2 separate regions of the Homo sapiens genome follow, and region 1 is linked to region 2. A link is an interaction called in ENCODE POLR2A ChIA-PET data of the cell type or tissue named here. Cell type or tissue: PC-3. All regions are shown on one strand. Each heading gives the region's core, and the rest is flanking DNA. Links, peaks and the distances in the headings are about the cores only.

Region 1 (2,816 bases), core at 170-2,669, 150 kb after region 2:
TTACACAAAAAAATTTTAAAACCTGTCTTAAAGGCTGGGTGTGGTGGTTCATGCCTATAATTCCAGCACTTTGGGAGGCCAAGGCAAGAGGATCACTTGAGGCTGGGAGTTCAAGAGCAGCCTGGGTAACACAGTGAGACCCTGTCTCTTAGAGAAAAAAAAAAAAAAAAGAAGAAGAAGAATTAAAAAATAAGCCAGCCAGGTGCAGTGGCCTGTGTCTATAGTCCTAACTAGCTACTTGGGATGTTGAGGCAGAAGGCTCACTTTGAGCCCTGGAGTTTGAGGCTGCAGTGAGCTTGGATTGTGCCACTGCACTCCAGCCTGGGTGACAGAGCGAGACCCTTGTCTCAAAACACAAAAACAAAAAACTGTCTTAAAGATATAAGGCCAGGTGTGGTGGTGGCTCATGCCTGTAATCCCAACACTTTGGGAAGCCAAGGTGGGCAGATCACTTGAGCCCAGGAGTTTGAAACCAGCCTGGGCAACACAGTGAAACTCCATCTCTACTAAAAAATACAAAAAATTAGCTGGATGTGGTGGCACACACCTGTAGTCCCAGCTACTTGGAGTCTGACATGGGAGATCAACTGAGCCAGGTAAGTCGAGGCTGCAGTTAAGCTGTGATTGCGCCACTGCACTCTAGCCTGTGCGACAGGAGTGAGGCCCTGTCTCAAAAAAATAAAATAAAATAAAAGAGATGATCAAAAAACTAAAGGAAGATATGGAAAAAGCCAAGAAAATGATGTATAAAGAAAATGGAAATATCAATAAAGAGATAGAAAACCTAAAAAGAAACCAAACAAATTCTGGAGCTGAAAAATACAATAACTGAAATGCAAAAATTCACTAGCAGGATTCAAAGGCAGATTTAAACAAGCAAAAAAAAGAGTAAGTCAAATTGGAGACAGGACAATGGAAACTGAGTCTGAAAAACAGAAAGAAAAAAGATTGAGGAAAAGTGAACAGAGCCTAACGGACCTGTGAAACACCATCAAGTGGACCATCATACACATTGTGGGAATTCTAATGGGCAAGAAATAGGAAGAGAAAATATTTGAAGAAATAATGGCTTAAAAGCTTCCCAAGTTCTATGAGACATGAATATAAACACCCAAGCAGCTCAATGAACTCCAAGTAGATGAACTTAAAGAGAGCCACATTAAGACACATTTTAATCAATCGAAGTTTCTTTTTTTTTTTTTTTTAAGATGGAGTCTCGCTCTGTCACGCAGGCTGGAGTGCAGTGGCACGATCTCGGCTCACTGCAAGCTCTGTCTCCCGGGTTCATGCCATTCTCCTGCCTCAGCCTCCCGAGTAGCTGGGACTACAGGCGCCCACCACCACGCCCAGCTAATTTTTTGTATTTTCAGTCGAGACAGGGTTTCACAGTGTTAGCCAGGATGGTCTTGATCTCCTGACCTCGTGATCCGCCTGCCTCAGCCTCCCAAAGTGCTGGGATTACAGACGTGAGCCACCGTGCCCAGCCTTTAATCAAACTTTCTAAATCCAAAGAGAGAATCCTGAAATCAGCAAGAGAGAAGTGATTTGCCACATACAAGATATTTTTAATAAGATTATCAGCAGATTTCTCATCAGAAAGAATTGGATGATATAGTTAAAGTGCTAAAAAAAAAATTGTCGACCCAAGAATCCTATATCTGGCAAAACTGTCCTTAAAAAGTGAGGAAGAAATTTAGACATTCCTAGATAAAAGCTGGGAAAGTTCATTACCACTAGACCTGCCCTACAAGAAATGCTCAAAGAAGTCCTAGTCCTGCAGGATGAAATGAAAGGAGACTAGACAGTAACTTGAAGCCACATGAAGAAATAAAGATCTCAATAAAGGGTAAATACATGGGCAATTATAAAAGCTAATGTTATTGTAATAATAGTCTGTGACGATACTTTTGGTTTTCTACATGATTTGAGATGAACACATTAAAAAAAACTAAACACTAGCATAACTGTAATTTTGGTTTGTAACTCCAAATTTTGTATTCTACGTAATTTAAGAAACTAATGTATTTAAAAGAATTAGTTTATGTTTTGGGTCACACAATGTAAAAAGATGTAATTTTGTGACATCAACCAAAAGGGGTGAGGACACAGCTGTTAGAAGAGTTTGTATATGTCACTGAAGCTGGCATAAATTTAGTGTTATAACTTTAGGATGTTAAATGTTATCCCCATGGTAACCACAGAGAAAATAGCTATAGAATATACACAAAACAAAGGGAAATGAATTTAAATGTTTCACTACAAAACAACTAAACACAAAAGACAGTAATGCAGGAAATGAGGGACAAAAAAGCAGTAAGCCATATGGAGAACAAATAGCAATACAACAGAAGTTCTTATCAGTAATTACTTTAAATGTAAATAGATTACATTTTCTTTTTTTTAATTTTTATTTTTGAGATGGAGTCTCGCTCTGTAGCCCAGGCTGGATTGTAGTGGCATGATCTCAGCTCCCTACAACCTCCACCTCCTGGGTTCAAGCAATTCTCCTACCTCAGCCTCCCGAGTAGCTGGGATTATAGGCGCATGCCACCACACCCGGCTAATTTTTGTATTTTTTGTAGAGACGGGGTCTCACCATGTTGGCTAGGCTGGTCTTGAACTCCTGATCTCAAGTGATCCGCTGGCCTCAGCCTCCCAAAGTGCTGGAATTACAGGTGTGAGCTACCACGCCCAGCCAGGATTAAACGTTCTAATCAAAAGACAAAGACTGGGCTGGGCGCGGTGGCTCACGCCTGTAATCCCAGCACTTTGGGAGGCTGAGGCGGGTGGATCACGAGGGCAGGAGATCGAGACCA
Region 2 (2,816 bases), core at 57-2,556:
ATGCAGAGGCTGGTGGTAAAGATTTCAGTCTTTGACAACCATCCAGTCTCTGTTGCAACTACTCAACTCTGCCCTTGTAGCATGAAAGCAGCCATAAATAAGATGTAAATGAATGAGCTTGGCTGTGTACACTAGTACATACTCAGTACATATGTTCACCAAAAGATAGGTGCAAGAATGTTCATAAATAACTAGAAAACATACATCAGAAACTACCCACATGTCCATCAACAGTAGAATGTGATATATTCATACAATGGAATACTATACCACTATGAGAATAAACAAATGATTATTACAACTTTTTTTTTTTTTTTTTTTTGAGACAGTCTCGCTCCGTGGCCCAGGCTGGAGTGCAGTGGTGTGATCTCGGCTCACTGCAAGCTCCGCCTCCTGGGTTTAAGTGATTCTCCTGCCTCAGCCTCCCGAGTAGCTGGGATTACAAGTGCCTGCCACCACACCCAGCTATTTTTTGTATTTTTAGTAGAGATGGGGTTTCACTATGTTGGCCAGGCTGGTCTCGAACTCCTGACCTCAGGTGATCTGCCCACCTCGGCCTCCCAAAGTGCTGGGATCACAGGTGTGAGCCACCACACCCAGCCACACCGTTATTTTGAAAAACAGGCAGTAGTAACAGGTATGGGGTTTCTTTTTGGGGTGATAAAAAGTTATTGAACTAGATAGAGGTAAGGGTTGCACAACATCATGAATGTAACTAATGCTGCTGAATTGTATACAGTCCTGTGTGGCATAATGACACTTTGGTCAATGTTGGACCACATATATGATGGTCTCATAAGATTATAATGGAGCTGAAAAACTCCTATCACCTAATGCCATTGTAGTTGTCGTAAAGTCAAAGCACAACTCATTACTGATGTGTTTGTGGTGATGCTGGTATAAACAAACCTACTGCACTGCCAGTCATATAAAAATACAGCATAAACAATTATGTACAGTACATATACTTCATAATAAACGATTATGTTACTGGTTTATGTATATACTATATTTTTATCATTAGAGTGTTCTCCTACCATGTCTTTTAAAGTTAACTGTAAAATAGCCTCAGGTAGGTCCTTCAGGAGGTATTCCAGAAGAAGGCATTGTTACCACAGGAGATGACAGCTCCATGTGTGTTACACAACCTTTGAAGACCTTCCGGTGGGACAGGAAGTGTAGGTGGAAAACAGTGATATTGATGATCCTCATCCTATGTAGGCCTAGGCTAATGTGTGTGTTTGTGTCTTAGATTTTAACAAAAAGATTAAACAGTAAAAATTAATTAAAAAATAGGCAAACCTCATAGAATAAGGAAATAAAGAAAAAATATTTTTGTACAGTTGTACAGTGTTTGTGCCTTAAGCTGTTATTTCAAAAGGATCAAAAAGTTAAAAAAATAAAAAATTTATAAAGTCAAAAAGTATAACTAAGGGTAATTTTTTGAAGAAATTTTTAAAAATGTAGTGTAACCTAAATGTACAGTGTTTATAGACAGTCCAGTAATGACCTAGGCCTTCACATTCACTCACCACTCACTCAGTGACTCACTCAGAGCAACTTTCATTCCTGTAAGCTCCATTCATGATAAGTACCCTATACAAGGTACCTGTACCATTTTTATCTTTTGTACCATAATTTTATTGTACCTTTCCTATGTTCAGGCTTGTTTAAATATACAAATGCTAACCATTGTGTTATAGTTGCCCCCAGTATTCAGTACAGTAACATGCTGTACAGGCCTGTGCCTAGGAGCAACAGGCTGTACCATTTAGCTAAGGTGTGTAATAGGCTGTATCACCTAGGTTTGTGTAAATACACTCAGACTTCACACAACAGAATCACCTAATAATGCCATTCTCAGAAGGTATCCCTGTTGTTAAGTAACATGAGTGTAAAATGGTAAGTCATGTGTATTTTACCACAATAATTTTTTTTTTTTTTTTTTAAGTAGCAGGCCAGATTTGACCCATGGGCTATAGTTTGCCAACCCTGCTCTACAATGTGATCCCCATGAGAAGCAGTGGCATATAATGATTAAAAGTACAGACTTTGGGCCGGGCACAGTGGTTCACACCTATAATCCCAGCATTTTGGAAGGCCGAGGCGGGTGGATCATGAGGTCAGGAGATCAAGACCATCCTGGCTAACATGGTGAAACCCCATCTCTACTAAAAATACAAAAATTAAGCGGGTGTGGTGGCGGGCACCTGTAGTCCCAGCTACTTGGGAGGCTGAGGCAGGAGAATGGCATGAACGTGGGAGGCAGAGCTTGCAGTGAGCGGAGCTTGCACCACCACGTTCCAGCCTGGGCAACAGAGCGAGACTCTGTCTCAAAAAAAAGATACAGACTTTGTTGCCACACGACCTGGGTTTGACCACTGGGTCTGACACTAACTTTATTTAGATTCTTGGCTAGTTGCTTAACTTCTTTGAGCCTCAGTTTATCTATAAAATGAGTATAAATACTAATATCTATTTCATAGTATTGTTTAAGAAATAAACCAGTTACATGAAAGTATATAGAGTAGTTCCTGTAATATTTAAGAGCTCAATAAATGTTAGCTATTGTCATTACTTTTTATTATAATACCTGGAAGTACAGAAAGAGAACACTTGCAGTTTTGGCTTTGTCATGGACCAGTTGGTTCATTGTTGTTAGAACAAACTGACAGGTGCTGGTACAAACCTATCTCTATTATTAGAGCAACTTTCCCAACCTCTATGTGAAGAGAAAAGCCAAACTGCATGCAGGTTTGCAGTATATGCAGTAGGGCTACATGGTCTGTGAACTGTAACCTCAAAGTATATAAAAC

The links. ChIA-PET counts read pairs that join two places held together with the same protein. Peaks named below come from ENCODE experiments on the same cell type or tissue, not always from the same donor. Only the 100,000 strongest peaks of a DNase experiment are listed, where the experiment ranks them.
Region 1: POLR2A ChIA-PET joins it to region 2 with 5 read pairs; 4 of 35 experiments call an interaction of 5 or more read pairs at or near these places.

Annotation. Positions count from the first base shown.
Region 1 is chr10:73,369,888-73,372,703 of GRCh38, forward strand. No RefSeq gene overlaps it. Among named protein-coding and RNA genes, the nearest start is that of CFAP70, 12 kb to the left of the region's middle. In PC-3, for the core only: no CTCF peak of the experiment used is centred there; no DNase peak of the experiment used is centred there.
Region 2 is chr10:73,224,170-73,226,985 of GRCh38, forward strand. All of the region lies in intron 7 of FAM149B1 (family with sequence similarity 149 member B1), which reads left to right. Among named protein-coding and RNA genes, the nearest start is that of DNAJC9, 22 kb to the right of the region's middle. In PC-3, for the core only: no CTCF peak of the experiment used is centred there; a DNase peak (open chromatin) is centred at 1,552.